2 separate regions of the Homo sapiens genome follow, and region 2 is linked to region 1. Evidence: chromatin loops called from intact Hi-C (ENCODE). Cell type or tissue: IMR-90. All regions are shown on one strand. Each heading gives the region's core, and the rest is flanking DNA. Links, peaks and the distances in the headings are about the cores only.

Region 1 (8,323 bases), core at 267-8,266:
GCGCCCACCACCACGCCCCGCAAATTTTTTTGTATTTTTAGTAGAGACGGGGGTTTCACCATGTTCGCCAGGATGGTCTCGATCTGTTGACCTCGTGATCCGCCCGCCTCGGCCTCCCAAAGTGCTGGGATTACAGGCATGAGCCACCGCGCCCGGCCTTTATCCAGAACTTTTCAAAAGTAATGTGGCCCACAGCCGGTGTGCTGGCTCACACCTGTAATCCCAGTGTAATCCCAGGACTTTGGGAGGCCGAGGCGGAGGGATTGCTTGAGTCTAGGAATTTTGAAATTGCCCTGGGCAACACAGCGAGACCTTGTCTCTTTCTTTAAAAAAAAAAAAACAACATAGCTGGGAATGGTGGCGCCTGTAGTCTCAGCTACATGCCGGGAGGCTGCGGCAGAAGGATGGCTTGAGCCCAGGAGGCAGAGGTTGCAGTGAGCTGAGATCACACCAATGCCACTTCACTCCAGCCTGGGTGACAGCCAGACCGTCTCAAAAAACAAACGGAACGTGACCCTCCCGACTCACAGTAATGCGTCAGGGTCCGGCATCGAAATGTTGCAAAATCATGGAGTCGGTTCCCCAATTGTGAGCTTAGTGGCCGCAGAGAATCAGCCAGAAGCCTAAGTCAGACACTGGCGGGCTGGGTGGCCCCAAGTGACAGGCAGTCAAGAAATGACCAGGACCAAGCTCGGGGGCTCACGCCTGTAATCCCAGCACTTTGAGAGTCCAAGGTGGAAGGATCGCTTGAGCCCAGGAGTTTGAGACCAGCCTGGGCAACATAGTGAGACCTTGTCTCTACACAAAAATTTTAAATTACCCAGGTGTGGTGTGTGCCTGTGGTCCCAGCTACTTGGGAGGCTGAGGTGGCAGGATCACTTGAACCCAAGAGGTCAAGACTGCAGTGGGCTTTGATCAGCATTACTGCACTCCAGCCTGGGCAACAGAGGGAGATCCTGTCTTTAAAAAAATAGGCCTGGGCGGGGCACGGTGGCTCACGCCTGTAATCCCAGCACTTTGGGAGGCCAAGGTGGGCGGATCACGAGGTCAGGAGATCGAGACCATCCTGGCTAACATGGTGAAACCCCGTCTCTACTAAAAATAAAAAAGCCAGGCGTGGTGGCGGGCGCCTGAAGTCCCAGCTACTCGAGAGGCTGAGGCAGAAGAATGGCGTGAACCCAGGAGGTGGAGCTTGCAGTGAGCTGAGATTGCGCCACTGCACACCAGCCTGGGTGACAGATGGAGACTGTGTCTAAAAAAAAAAAAGGAAAAAAAAAATAGGCCAGGCATGGTGGCTCACAGCTGTAATCCCAGCGCTTTGGGAGGCCGAGGTGGGTGGATCACAAGGTCAGGAGTCTGAGACCAGCCTGACCAACATGGTGAAACCCCGTCTCTACTAAATATACAAGAATTAGCCGGATGTGGTGGCGCACGCCTGTAATCCCAGCTACTCAGGAGGCTGAGGCAGGAGAATAGCTTGAACCCGGGAGGTGGAGGTTGCGGTGAGCTGAGATCACGCCACTGCACTCCAGCCTGTGTGACAGAGCGAGACTCTAAAAAAATAAATAAAACAAAACAAAACAAAATAAAATAAAAATAAGACTGGGAGTGGTGGCTCACGCCTGTAATCCCAGCACTTTGGGAGGCCGAGGCGGGTGGACCACTTCAGGCCAGGGGTTCTAGTTGTGGGATATAATGGGGTTTCTCTTCAAATAATCTGATCAATCATTTATTCTTTAATTCATAGTACCCCTCCTTTCCCTTCTTTTTCTTTTTCCTTTTTGCCTTTGTTAAATGCCTAGACACGCCTCAATACCAAGCGTTATCAGCATCAGCTTACATTCCTTTCCTTATTTTAAAAAAAGACTAACTTTCTAGCTCATCACAGACACCCCCTTCCCCATTCTCTCCACTTTCTTTTTCTTTCTTTTTTTTTTTTGAGACAGAGTCTCGCTCTGTTGCCCAGGCTGGAGTGCAGTGGCACGATTTCCGCTCACTGCAAGCTCCGCCTCCCGGATTCACGCCATTCTCCTGCCTCAGCCTCCCGAGTAGCTGGGACTACAGGCGCCCGCCACCACGCCCGGCTAATTTTTTGTATTTTTAGTAGAGACGGGGTTTCTCTGTGTTAGCCAGGATGGTCTCGATCTCCTGACCTCGTGATCCGCCCTCCTCGGTCTCCCAAAGTGCTGGGATTACAGGCGCGAGCCACCGCGCCCGGCCTCCCCTTTCTTTTACATACCCACCCTATCTAAAAAAAATCAAATGTTTAGCCAACCAAAGTTAGTTTAGATTGTGTGACCCGACCCCAGCCAATAGGAAAAAAGTACAGAGGCCGAGGTGGGTGGATCATGAGGTCAGGAGATTGAGACCATCCTGGCTAACACGCTGAAACCCCATCTCTACTAAAAAAAATAAAAAGATTAGCCGGGCGTGGTGGCGGGCGCCTGTAGTTCCAGCTACTCGGGAGGCTGAGGCAGGAGAATGGCGTGAACCCGGGAGGCGGAGCTTGCACTGAGCGGAGATGGCGCCACTGCACTCCAGCCTGGGTGACAGAGCGAGACTCCGTCGCAGAAAAAAAAAAAAAAAAAGCCAGCACAGTGGCTCACGCCTGTAATGCCAACACTTCGGAAGGCTGAGGCGGGTGGATCACCTGAGGTCAAGAGTTCGAGACCAACATGACTAACATGGTGAAACCCCGTCTCTACTAGAAATACGAAAAATTAGCCAGGTGTGGTGGCGCATGCCTGTAGTCCCAGCTACTCAGGAGGCTGAGGCAGGAGAATCGCTTGAACCCAGGAGGCAGAGGTTGCAGTGAGCCAAGATTGCACCATTGCACTCCAGCCTGGGCAACAAGAGGGAAACTCCGTCTCAAAAACAAAAACAAAAACAAAAAATCAAAGTCCTAAGATTATAGGCATGAGCCACAGGGCCTGGCTAAGAAACAATGTTTTTAATTATGAAAACAAATATTTTAGGCAGGGCGTGGTGGCTCATGTCTGTAATCCCAGCACTTTGGGAGGCCGAGGCAGGCGGATCATGAGATCAGTTTGAGACCAGCCTGGCCAACATGGAAAAACCCTGTCTCTACTAAAAATACAAAATTAGCCGGGCGTGGTGGCGGGCACCTGTAGTCCCAGCTACTCGGGAGGCTGAGGCAGGAGAATCACTTGAACCTGGGAGGCAGAGGATGCAGTGAGCTGAGATTGTGCCACTGTACTCCAGCCTGGGCAACAAGAGCGAAACTCTGTCTCAAAAACAAAAAAGAAATAGTATTAGACAAAGTGTGACGAAAACTGAAAAAAATTAAGAAAGTTAAAAAAACAAAACAAAACAAAACAAAACAGGAATGCGTCCAAAAAAGGAGAGGAGTTCCCCGCAAGACCCTCTGTCTGTTTCCACATGGCTGAGGCCAAAATCAGTATCAACTTCCCTGTCACCACCTTGTTCAGCTTGTTTCTTTGCGTCAGCATCCCATTAACTTTCTGATTTGTTTGTTTGTTTGTTTTGAGACGGACTCTCGCTCTGTCACCCAGGCTGGAGTGCAGTGGCATAATCTTGGCTCAGTGCAACCTCCGCCTCCCAGGTTCAAGCGATTCTCCTGCCTCAGCCTCCTGAGTAGCTGGGACTGCAGGTGCCCGCCACCACGCCCGGCTAATTGTTTTATAGTTTTAGTAGAGATGGGGTTTCACCACATTAGCCAGGATGGTCTTGATCTCCTGACCTAGCGATCCGCCCGCCTCGGCCTCCCAAAGTGCTGGAATTACAGGCGTGAGCCACCACGCCTGGCTATACATATATTTTTTCGAGACGGAGTCTCGCTCTGTCTCCCAGGCTGGAGTGCAGTGGCACGATCTCAGCTCACTGCTACCTGTGCTTCCCGGGTTCAAGCGATTCTCATGCCTCAGCCTCCCAAGTAGCTGGGATTACAGATGCCTGCCACCACGCCTAGCTAACTTTTGTATTTTTAGTATAGACGGGGTTTCACCATGTTAGCCAGGATGGTCTCGGTCTCACCTCATGATCCACCCGCCTGGCCTCCCAAATTGTTGGAATTACAGGCGTGAGCCACAGCGCCCGGCCAAGGATGTCTCATTTATTTCACCTCCACCAGGACAGGACGTTTTGGTGTTTTTTGTTTTGTTTTTGAGATGGAGTCTCACTCTGTCCCCCAGGCTGGAGTGCAGTGACATCTCGGTTCACTGCAACCTTCGCCTCCCGGGTTCAAGCGATTCTTGTGCCTCAGCCTCCTGAGTAGTTGCAATTACAGGTGCCTGCCACCACACCTGGCTAATTTTTGGATTTTTAGTAGAGATGGGAGTTCGCTGTGATGGCCAGGCTGGTCTGGAACTCCTGATCTCAGGTGATCCTCCCGCCTCAGCCACCTAAAGTGCTAGGATTACAGGCATGAGCCACCGTGCCTGGCCTTGGTGTTTTTGTTTTGTTTTTTGTTTTTTTTTTTTTTTTTGAGACAAGATCTGCCTCTGTCACCCAGGCTGGAGTGCAGTTGTGCAGTCATAGCTCACTGTGGCCTTTGCCACCCGGGCTCAAGCGATCCTCCCACCTCAGCCTCCCATGTAGCTGGGACCACAGATGTGTTCCGTCACGCCCAGCTAATTTTTGTTGTGGTTGAAATTTTTGTAGAGTCGAGGTCTTGCTGCCCTGCTAGGGCTGGACTTTCATTCTCTGCGGTATCCCTATTGCCCAGCATGCACGTGGGCAGCCCTTGTTGCTGTTATCCTGGCAAGGCAAGTGGGATCGCCCCCGCCTCTCCTGGGAGCCCTGCACCAGCCTCTCGGACCCTCCCAAAATCAAGCGGACACGGTTGCCACCTACTGACCAAAGGCAGCTGCACCCCGGTCACGGGGCTTCCGGCCGGATCTAAGCACGTGTTTACACCCTTTCCCAGAAGGTCCACACCCACCACACTCGGCTCCGGTGGGCGGGAGACAGTGCTGGTAACAGAGAACAATCACACTCCCTCATCAGCAGTGCGGAAGTTTAAAAGCTCTGTGCTAACACTGGGGTCAAAAATGGAGTGTCACCCGGGTGCGGTGGCTCACGCCTGTAATCCCAGCACTTTGGGAGGCCGAGGCAGGTGGATCACGAGGTCAGGAGATCGAGACCACCCTGGCTAACACGGTGAAACCCCGTCTCTACTAAATATACAAAAAATTAGCCGGGTGTGGTGGTGGGCGCCTGTAATCCAGCTATCCGGGGGGCTGAGGCAGGAGAATGGCGTGAACCCTGAGATCACGCCAATGCATTCCAGCCTGGGTGACAGTGCCAGACTCCGTCTCAAAAAAAAAATTTTTTTTTTTTTTTTGCAGAGACAGAGGTCTCTCTTAGTTGCCCAGGCTGGTCTTTTTTTTTTTTTTTTTTTTTTTTTTTTTTTTTGAGATGGAGTCTCGCTCTGTCGCCTAGGAGTGCAGTGGCATGATCTTGGCTCACTGCAAGCTCCGCCTCCTGCGTTCACGCCATTCTCCTGCCTCAGCTTCCCGACACCACCCCCGGCTATTTTTTTTTTATTTTTTTGAGACAGAGTCTCGCTCTGTGGTCCAGGCTGGAGTGCAGAGGCGTGATCTCAGCTCACTGCAAGCTCCACCTCCCGGGTTCACGCCATTCTCCTGCCTCAGCCTCCCGAGTACCTGGGACTACAGGCGCCCACCACCACGCCCGGCTAATTTTTTGTATTTTTAGTAGAGACGGGGTTTCACCGTATTAGCCAGGATGGTTTTGATCTCCTAACCTCGTGATTCGCCCACCTCGGCCTCCCAAAGTGCTGGGATTACAGGCGTGTGCCACCGCGCCCAGCCCCGGGTTGGTCTTGAACTTGTAAGGCTCAAGTGATCCTCCCACTCTGCCTGCCAAACTGCTGGGATTATAGGCGTGACCTAAGGCACTTGGCGTGGAGATAGGAAGTCTCTCTCTGTGGCCCAGGCTGGAGTGCAGTGGGAGCTGATCACGGCTCACCACAGCCTCAAACTCCTGGGCTCAGGGGATCCTCCCACATTGGGCTCCGGAGTAGCTCAGACCACAGGCATGTGCCCCGACACCTGGCTAACCAAATATTTTTTTTTTTTTTTGTAGAGATGGGGTCTTGCTGTGTTGCCCACGCTAGTCTCAAACTCCTGGGCACCAGTGATCCTCCTGCCTTGGCCTCTCAAAGTATTTGGATTACAAGCTTGAGCCACTGTGCTTGGCCCCCGCCGAGACAGGACTTTTTAAAGAGATTATTAGGTTCAAATGACGTCCTGAGGGTGCGCCCAAATCCAATCTGACTTGTTTCTCTTTAAGAGGCAATTACAGCCAGGCGCGGTGGCTCACACCTGTAATCCCAGCACTTTGGGAGGCCGAGGTGGGCGGATAACCTGAGGTCAGGAGTTTGAGATCAGCCTGGCCACCATGGTGAAATCCTGTCTCTACTAAAAATACAAAAATTAGCCAGGTGTGGTTGGCGGGCACCTGTAATCCCAGCTACTTGGGAGGCTGAGGCAGAAGAATCGCTTGAACCTGGGAGGCGGAGGTTGCAGTGAGCCGAGATTGTGCCTCTGCACCCCAGCCTGGGCGAGGGAGCAAGACTTCATCTCAAAAAAAAAAAAAAAGAAATAGACCAGGCGCGGTGGCTCACGCCTGTAATCCCAGCACTTTGGGAGGCCAAGGCGGGTGGATCACTTGAGGTCAGGAGTTGAGACCAGACTGGCCAATATGGTGAAACCCTGTATCTACTAAAAATACAAAAATTAGCCAGGCTTGGTGGCGGGCGCCTGTAATCCCAGCTACTCAGAAGGCTGTGGCAGAAGAGTCGCGTGATCCCAGGCGGTGGAGGTTGCAGTGAGCCGAGATCACGCCACTGCACTCCAGCCTGGGTGACAAAGTGAGACTCTATCTCAAAAGAAAAAGAAAATAAGGAAATAAATAAATAACTTAAATAACCCAATTCCTGGTGGGCTGGTGGGAGCAGAGGGTGCTGGGTCTGGTGTGTCGAGGGGACGGGGCTGGGTGCCTGCAGGGAAGGTCGCTGGGAGGGTCCCCGGCCCTGGCCCTGCTCCCTCCCCGCACCTCTGACCGCGTGGTTGGGTGATGCTATTTTAAGATGCCCCCGCCAACTTCCTTCCTTCTCATGTCAGGAACCCACTTCCTGAGCGGGTTCCACTCTCTCCCCTCTGGGAGGGGTATCCCTCCGCAGCGCTTAACGCCCCTGACCCTGGAAGGAGGCCTCCCGGTCCTTTCCCCAAAAGAAGCCTGGCTACAGAATCTTTGAGGCCAAGCTCAGAATGACAATACAGGGCCCCTTGTTTAAAAATGTTTAGAATTTTTTTTTTTCTAAGACAGTTTTTTTGCTCTTGTTGCCCAGTCGGAATACAATGGTGCTATCTCGAGTCACGACAACCTCTGCCTCCTGGGTTCAAGCGATTCTCCTGCCTCAGCCTCCCAAGTAGCTGCGATTACAGGCATGTGCCTCCACGCCCGGCTGATTTTGTGTTTTTAGTAGAGACGGGGTTTCTCCATGTTGGTCAGGCTGGTCTTGAACTCCCGACTTCAGGTGATCCGCCCGCCTCGGCCTCCCAAAGTGCTGGGATTACAAGCGTGAGCCACCGAGCCCGGCCTTTTTTTTTTTTTTTTTTTTTTTTTTTTTTTTAAAGAGACGGAGTCTTGCTCTCTCGCCCAGGCTGGAGTGTAGTGACATGATCTCAGCTTACTGCAACCTCCGCCTCCTGAGTTCAAGCAATTCTCCTGCCTCAGGTTCCCAAGTAGCTGGGTCTACAGGCATGCGCCACCACGCCCAGCTAATTTTTGTTTTTTCAGTAGAGACAAGGTTTCACCATGTTGGTCAGGCTGGTCTCGAACTCCTGACCTCAGCTGATCCGCCCGCCTGGGCCTCCCAAAGTGATGGGATTACAGGAGTGAGCCACCGCACCCAGCCAATTTTTAGGAATTTTGAGACAGCAACCACAGAGCATTATATCATGCCTAGATTCCTCTGAGTGTGGGTCCCCAGCGGACCCCTGAGGCCTCTGCCTGCGAAGCTGGCGCTAACCAAACAGCTCGTCTAACTCCGTGGTTTTATGAACATTGATTTATTTGGTTGTGGTAAAATACGCATAATATAAAGTTGACCATCTTAACCCTTTTATTTTATTTATTTATTTATTTTTTTGAGACAGTCTCGCTCTGTCGCCCAGGCTGGAGTGCAGTGGCGCAAGCTCCGCTCACTGCAAACTCCGCCTTACCGGTTCACGCCATTCTCCTGCCTCAGCCTCCCGAGTAGCTGGGACTACAGGCGCCCACCACCACGCCCGGCTAATTTTTTGTATTTTTAGTA
Region 2 (8,323 bases), core at 266-8,265, 170 kb before region 1:
CTTCCTCTTTTTTCTTTCTTTTTCTTTTCTTTTTTCTTTTTCTTTTTTTCTGTATTCCAGAACTTTCCTTCTAGTGTCCCAGTCTGTATAAGACAGGGATCAGCAAACTGCAGCCCTCTGGCCTGGCTTCCTGTTTTTGTAAATAAAGTTTCTGGGGTTTTTTTGTTTGTTTGTTTGTTTGATCTCAGCCACTGCAACCTCCACCTCACAGGTTCAAGTGATTCCCCTCCCTCAGCCTCCTGAGTAGCTGGGACTACAGGCATGTGCCACCATACCTGGCTTATTTTTTTGTATTTTTAGTAGAGACGGGGTTTCACCATGTTAGCCAGGATGGTCTCGATCTCCTGACCTCATGATCCGCCCACCTCAGCCTCCCAAAGTTGTTTTTTTCTTTTTTGAGACAGAGTCTCGCTCTGTCACCCAGGCTGGAGTGCAGTGGCGCGATCTTGGCTCACGGTAACCTCTGTCTCCCAGGTTCAAGCGATTCTCCTCCCTCAGCCTCCTGAGTAGCTGGGATTACAGGTGCCTGCCACCATGCCAGGCTAATTTCTATATTTTTAGTAGAGACAGGATTTCACCGTGTTATCCAGGCTGGTCTTGAACTCCTGACCTCAGGTGATCTGCCTACCTCTGCCTCCCAAAGTGCTGGGATTACAGGCGTGAGCCACCAAGCCTGGCTGTAAATACAGTTTTATTGGCAGCGAGGTACACTTGTGAGGTTACCATCGTCTGAGGTGGCTTTTGAGGTACAAGACAGAGTTGAGCCATCATGACAGGGACCGTCTGGCCCACAGATCTGAAAATGCTGACTCTCTGGCCTCATGGGGTAGCCTGCTGCCCCTGGTCTCAGGTGTGCCATTGCCTGTGTGGTTTTTGTTGTTTGGGTGTTCAGGGAAGCCCCCAGCTGCCGTTTCTCTGCCTGTGCGTCTCCGTGTGTCTGCTGTTCGCATCACCCCTTTTAGGAGTGGCTGGTGGGAGCTGATGTCTTGCTTGCTCTTTACAGAAAGAAATGACCGCCCGGATGTGCCACTGAGAGCCCCGCGGGTCTCCCGGTGCCCGAACCGCCGCTGGGGCCTCGGAGACTTGGAGGAGGACGCTCTGGAACCATCATCCCGCTTCTCTCCGGCCTGAGCATCTCAGGGAGACCAGGGGCCGAGCCGCTGAGCAGGTGTTGGTCCTCAGGAGCTCCAACCCCGGACGGCAGATGCCTTCCTCAGTCTCGAGCCTCAGTCTCCCGTCTGGGACTAAAACGTGAACTCTGTAATTCTATGTGTTACTAGCAACCGGAAAAGCCCACTGTGTTTTTAAACCACTTCCACTTTCCAGGAGGCTGGATGGCTTCCAGGGTCACTCCTTGCCCTGGGTGGCTCCCAGGCTCCTGGAACTTCTGCCTCCACCTCGCTGGGGAGCCCCCAGGGCTGCTGTGGCCACAGCCCTGCCTGGGCCTGTCTCTCAAGGGCACCCAGCTTGCTCGGCCTCCTACATGTCTCCCGTTGGGGAGGCAAGAGGCTGAGGGGCTTCCGAGCCCCTGAGAGCGGACATCTCCTCCCGCAGGCCTTTACTCCGCACTCCCCACTGGCAGCCGCTGGTGTCTCTTCACACAGAGGCACAACCTGGACCCAGGCAGCCTCTTTCCTCCCTCCCCAATCTCTTCCATTTTTCTACAGATTTTTTTTTTTTTGGTCATACTAGAGACAGGGGTCTCGCTGAACTCCTGGCCTCCAGTGATCCTCCATCCTCGGCCTCCCAAAGTGCTGGAATCACAGGGGTGAGCCACCGCACCCAGCCCTCTCTCTTCCTCAATGCACTCTGCTTCTTCCGTTCTTCCGAAACATTCAGCTGACTGTATCCAGGGCTTCCTGGACTCCTGGGACCCCACGTCCTGCACCCCGGCTTCTGACTCATTTCCTAAGGGCCCCTTTGTGTATCATAAAGGGTTTGATTTTTATAGTCACATTTACAACCATCTTGAGATTTTTATTTTTTTTGAACGGAGTCTCCCACTGTCGCCCAGACTGGAGTCCAGTGGCACAATCTCGGCTCACTGCATCCTCCACCTCCTGGGTTCAAGTGATTCTCCTGCTTCAGCCTCCCAAGTAGCTGGGATTACAGGTGTGCGCCACCACGCCCAGGAAATTATTGTAGTTTTAGTAGAGACAAGATTTCACCATGTTGGCCAGGCTGGTCTCAAACTCCTGACTTCAGGTGATCCGCCTACCTTGGCCTCCAAAAGTGCTGGGATTACAGGCATGAGCTACTGCACCCGGCCTAACCAGGCTGGAGTGCAGTGGTGGGATCTCGGCTCACTGCAAGCTCCGCCTCCCAGATTCACGCCATTCTCCTGCCTCAGCCTCCCCAGCAGCTGGGACTACAGGCACCCACCGTCACACCCGGCTAATTTTTTTGTATTTTAGTAGAGACAGGGTTTCACCGTGTTAGCCAGGATGGTCTTGATCTCCTGACCTTGTGATCCACCAGCCTCAGCCTCCCAAAGTGCTGGGATTACAGGCGTGAGCCACTGTGCCCGGCCAAGAATTTTTTTATCGATAACATAGTGAGCTCTCTGCCTCTTCGGAACGATGTCCACTTTGCTTATGATCAACCCAAGCAGGACTCTTCTCTCCCTGGACGCCTCTCCCCTGGTCTGGAATCTTCCAGTTCTGCCAGAATTGGCCTTTCCCAGATGCTGCAAACTTCCAGTTGAACCCCTTTTTCTGTGTGGCCCCTGGGGCTGCGAGACCAAAATCCATGAGTTCTGTGTACCCTAGACCTTTGGAAGGTGAGAGCAGGGCCCTGAGAAAAGGCAGCCACCTCCTCTCCCTGGCTGAACCCCTGCCACCCTACTCCTCACCAGAATTGTCAGTGGCCTTTCACCACAGTGGTCCTTCCTGCCTGAGCCCTGCACTGTCCCAGACCACACAGAAGTCTGGTCACCTCTGGGCGCCTGGGATGGTCACCGAAGAGAAGCACGCTGTCCCCGTCTCTCCTGGCTTCTGCCAGAAAATCGAACAAGTGCAATTAACACACTGTTACTGCCGAAGCCTGAAACTCCCAGGACTTGTCCTTGATCCTTCCAGAAACCACCAGGTCCGGCACTTGGAGCCCCCCGGAGAGGGACCTCCCAGCCGAGCCCTCAAAGAACTCCATGAAATCAGGAACTGCTTGATGAAATGTATCTCCTTGTACCTGGAAGATGAAGCCCAAACACCCACACCTCTGTCTCCCCCAGGGCTCGGGATGTCTCCAGCAGCCCGGCCACGCAGCTTCCCAGGTGGGCTCGGGGAGGTGGGAGCAGGGACCATCTCTGTCCCCTCCACCCTCACTCCATCCACCTCGGAGACCACCCTCCCCCAGCCAGATACGGAATAAAACTACAGACGCAGACGTCGGAATAAATGGTGTCGTTTTCCTGCCAGTGTTAACAGGGTGCCCTGTCCTAGGGGTGAGCCTCAGGCTTTGGGGCTGAGAAAATCTTTTTTATTTTTCTTTCTTTTTTTTTTTTTTTAGACAGCTACTCAGCTTTTCTTTCTTTCTTTCTTTCTTTCTTTCTTTTTTTTTTTTTTTTAAATCCCAGCTACTTGGGAGGCTGAGGCAGGAGAATTGCCTGAACCCTGGCGGCAGAGGTTGCAGTGAGCCGAGATGGCACCACTGCACTCCAGCCTGTGTGACAGAGCAAGACGCTGTCTCAAAAAAAAAAAAAAAGAAAAGAAAAGAAAATGAAGCACAAAAGTTTTTACCCTGTGCCAAGGAACAGATCAGAGGGAAAAGACCGAAGGGGTGGAGTCCAGGCCAGCCCGTGACTCCCTAGCCCGCTGTGGCCTTGGACATGGACAAATTAGCGTACACTACAACTTTTTATTGACTTGTTTATTTCATTCTCTTTCTTCCTTTCTTTTTTTTTTTTTTTTTTTGAGACAGTCTCGCCGTCACCCAGGCTGTAGTGCAGTGGCCTGATCTCGGCTCACTGCAACCTCAGCCTCCCAAGGAATTGGGACTACAGGTGCCCGCCACCACGCCCAGCTAATTTTTTTTTTTTTTTAAGATGGAGTCTTACTCTTGCCCAGGCAGGAGGGCAGTGGTGCAATCTTGGCTCACTGCAACCTTGGCCTCCCAGGCTCAAGTGATTCTCCTGCCTCAGCCTACCAAAGTGCTGGGATTACAAGCGTGAGCCACCACACCCGGCCCTAATTTTTGTATTTTTGGTAGTGACAGGGTTTCACCATGTTGGCCAGGCTGGTCTCGAACTCCTGGCCTCAGGCGATCCCCCTGCCTCGGCCTCCCAAGTGTGGGATTGCAGGCATGAACCACTGTGCCCAGCTGCTTTTTGTTTTCTGTATGTGAAAAATGTGGGCATTGGGTGAGTGAGTCTCCGGGGTCCCTTCCAGCGTGAAACGTCGTGAGTCCGGAGCCTAACGGAAGACCAGCTTTGGCTCACGAATTTGGTATTTTGCACCTCAGCAGCATGGCAGAGAGGGGCAGCCCGGGCCCCACAGGGTGGACCCTTAGCCCTGTGCCCGTCAGCGCTGTGCTGCTGCACCTCGCCCCTAGAGGGCACCACGGCGCTGGGAAGGGACAGGCTCCTGTTAGGCAAAGAGCGGGGATCGGGAACCGCCTTCCAGAGAGGCTGCTGTTTCCTAGTTGTTTGTTTGTTTGTTTGTTCTGAGACGGAGTTTCACCCTTGTTGCCCAGGCTGGAGTGCAATGATGCGACCTCAGATCACTGCAGCCTCTCCCTCCCGGGTTCAAACGATTCTCCCGCCTCAGCCTCCCAAGTAGCTGGGATTACAGGTGTGCACCAGCATGACTGGATAATTTTTGTATTTTTAGTAGAGACGGGATTTCACCATGTTGTCCAGGCTGATATTGAACTCCTAACCTCATGATCTGCCTACCTCGGCCTCCCAAAATCAATGTGGTTTTAAATTTTACTTATTTGGAGATGGAGTCTCCCTCTGTCACCCAGGCTACAGTGCAGTGGCTCACTGCAACCTCCACCTCCCAGGTTCAAGCCAGCCTCCTGCCTCAGCCTCCCCAGTAGCTGGGACTACAGGTGCAAGCCACCATGCCTGGGTAATGTTTTATATATTAGCAGAGACAGGGTTTCACCATGTTGGCCAGGCTGGTCTCGAACTCCTGACCTCAAGTCTTGAACTCCTAACCTCAAGTGATCTACCTGCCTCAGCCTCTCAAAGTGCTGGGATTACAGCCGTGAGCCACCCTGCCAGGCCAGCCACACAGTCTGTTGTGTAAATAAAGTTTTATTGGCGCACAGCCATGCTCATACATTTACATATTATTTACATATTGTCTGTGGCTGTAGAGTTAACCAACAGAGACCATCTGCTCCACAGTGCCATTTTTTTTTTTAAAGGGAGTCTTGCTGTGTTGCCCAGGCTGGAGTGCAATGGCGTGATCTCAGCTCACTACAACCTCCGCCTCCTGGGCTCAAGCGATTCTCCTGCCTCAGCCTCCCGAGCAGCTGGTATTACAGGCGCCCGCCACCACCCCCAGCTAATTTTTGTATTTTTAGTAGAGATGGGGTTTCACCATGTTGGCCAAGCTGGTCTCTAACTCCTGACCTCGTGATCCACCCACCTTGGACTCCCAAAGTGTTGGGATTACAGGCGTGAGCCACCGCACCCGACAAAGCCAAAAATATTGACAGTCTGCCCCTTACAGTAAAAGTTTGGTGACCAAGCCAGGCATGATGGTGCACCTGTGATTCCAGCCACTCAGGAGGCTGAGGCAGGAAGATCACTTAAGCCCTGGAGGCGGAGGCTGCAGTAAGTTGAGATAGCACTACTGCACTCCAGCCTGGGCAACAGAGCAAGACCCTGTCTCAGAAAAAAAGAAAGCGGGGGAGGTGGGGAGAGAGAGCTGACATTGAAAGATTTTCAATAAATAGTGTTAGGAAAAAAAATAAACTGATCATATGTAAATATCCCTGCTCTTAATTGAGGTGAGTATCAAGTGAAAAAAGAAAAAGTTTGCGGACGCCTATAGAAATACACAGAAAGATGGCCTGGTGCGGTGGCTCACACCTGGAATCCCAGCACTTTGGGAGGCCGAGGTGGGCGGATCACGAGGTCAGGAGATCGAGACCATCCTGGCTAACACGGTGAAACCCCGTCTCTACTAAAAATACAAAAAATTAGCCGGGCGTGGTGGCGGGCGCCCGTAGTCCCAGCTACTCGGGACTACACTGCCACTGCACTCCAGCCTGGGTGACAGAGTGAAACTCCATCTCAAAAAAACAAACAAACAAAAATATACAGAAAGATCCTCCTGTTAAAATGTGAAGAACCCCTCATATCCAGTAAAAATCAACACAAAACATTTTCTTTTCAGATAATGTTTGCATAACTCCATGAATTTATAAATACCTCTGAACTATACACATTTTTTTTTTTTAAACGGAGTCTCACTCTGTCACCCAGGCTGAACTGCAGTGGTGCAGTCTCAGTTCACTGCAACAATCCACCTCCTGGGTTCAAGCGATTCTCCTGCCTCAGGTTCCTGAGTAGCTGGGATTATAGGCACCAGCCACCACACCTGGCTAATTTTTTTATTTTTAGTAGAGACGGGGTTTCACCATGTTAGCCATGCTGGTCTTGAACTCCTGACCTCAGGTGATCCACCCACCTTGGCCTCCCGAAATGCTGGGATTACAGGCATGAGCCACCGCACCGCCCTGAACTGTATACATTAGTGGGGGAATTTTATGAGATGTGAACTATGTCCCCATAAAATTGCTGTAACAAAGACATAGACTGGCAGAAGCAGAAGCTTAGGCAAAGTTTTTATGTATATATATAATTTTTTCTTCAGACAGGGTCTTGCTCTGTCGCCTAGGCTGGAGTGCAGTGGCACAAATCACAGCTCACTGCAGCCTCAACTTCCTGGGCTCAAGCAATCCTCCCGCCTCAGCCTCCTGAGTAGCTGGGCCTACAGGCATGTGCCTCCATGCCTAGCTGATTGTGTTTCTTTTTTGTAGAGATGAAGTCTCCCTACATTGCTCAGGCTGATCTTGGACTCCTGGCCTCAAGCGATCCTCCCTCTTTGGCCTCCCAAAGTGCTGGGATTGTAGATGTGAGCCATTGTTCCCAGCCAGCATAATTATATCAAATAAAGCAAACCAGGAGGAAAAAGCAATTGCAATCCTTTTTTTTTTTTTTTTTTTTTTTTGAGACAGAGTCTCGCTCTGTCGCCCAGGCTGGAGTGCAGTGGCGTCATCTCGGCTCACTGCAACCTCCGCCTCCCAGGTTCAAGCAATTCTCCTGCCTCAGCCTCCTGAGTAGCTGGGATTACAGGCACCTGCCACCACCCCCGGCTAATTTTTGTATTTTTAGTAGAGACAGGGTTTCACCATGTTGGTCAGGCTGGTCTCGAACACCTGGCCTTGTGATCCACCTGCCTCGGCCTCCCAAAGTGCTGGGATTACAGGTGTGAGCCACTGCGCCGGGCCTTTCTTTTTTTTTTTTCTTTTTTTTTTTTTTTGAGACAGAGTCTCACTCTTTCACCCAGGCTGGAGTGCAGTGAAACAATCTTGGCTCACTGCAACCTCTGCGTCCTGTGTTCAAGCGATTCTTCTGCCTCAGCCTCCCAAGTAGCTGGGACTACCAGCACCCGCCACCACATCCAGCTAATTTTTTTGTATTTTTAGTAGAGACGGGGTTTCACCATCTTGGCCAGGCTGGTTTTGAACTCCTGACCTTGTGATCTACCAGCCTCAACTCCCAAAGTGCTGGGATTACAGACATGAGCCTCCACACCTGGCCAGCAATTGCAGTCTTAATGATCAAGGTGAATCCAAATGTATATGGGACAGGCTGGGCACGGTGGCTCACGCCTGTAATCCCAGAATTTTGGGAGGCCGAGACGGGCGGATCACAAGGTCAGGAGATCAAGACCATCCTGGCTAACAGAGTGAAACCCCGTCTCTACTAAAAATACAAAAAAAAAAAAAAAATTAATCCGGCATGAGGCGGAGCTTGCAGTGAGCTGAGATAGTGCCACTGCACTCTAGCCTGGGTGACAGAGCGAGACTCTGTCTCAAAAAAAAAAAAAAAGTATATGGGACAAAGTACACTCATTGTGACCAGAGGGAAAATGTACAGGAAAGATACGTTAGTCAGAAAACTTCATGTGCTGAAATACATTATATAAAATACAAATTAACATTTAAAAATCATGGTAAATGATTTAATAAACATTTTATGTATGTACTTATTTATTTTTTATTTTTTTTATTGAGACGGAGCAGGCTGGAGTTCAATGGCACGATCTTGGCTCACTGCAACCTCTGCCTCCCGGGTTCAAGCACT

The links. Hi-C counts contacts between places; a loop is a spot of excess contacts. Peaks named below come from ENCODE experiments on the same cell type or tissue, not always from the same donor. Only the 100,000 strongest peaks of a DNase experiment are listed, where the experiment ranks them.
Region 2: a loop joins it to region 1, with 24 times the contacts of the local background. A loop is called at or near these places in 4 of 110 quality-filtered maps.

Annotation. Positions count from the first base shown.
Region 1 is chr19:1,894,308-1,902,630 of GRCh38, reverse strand. No RefSeq gene overlaps it. Among named protein-coding and RNA genes, the nearest start is that of ADAT3, 6.9 kb to the left of the region's middle. RefSeq lists a silencer at 3,503-3,675 and enhancers at 4,747-5,041, 4,480-5,175, 5,183-5,312. In IMR-90, for the core only: a CTCF peak has its summit at 4,846 (motif pointing left); a DNase peak (open chromatin) is centred at 4,830; H3K27ac peaks cover 187 bases.
Region 2 is chr19:2,066,105-2,074,427 of GRCh38, reverse strand. It overlaps MOB3A (MOB kinase activator 3A), which reads left to right. Exons shown (of 5, transcript NM_130807.3): 5 at 1,004-3,392. The coding sequence ends at 1,033. Among named protein-coding and RNA genes, the nearest start is that of MKNK2, 19 kb to the right of the region's middle. RefSeq lists enhancers at 64-113, 2,554-2,603, 2,634-2,683. In IMR-90, for the core only: a CTCF peak has its summit at 4,549 (motif pointing right); no DNase peak of the experiment used is centred there.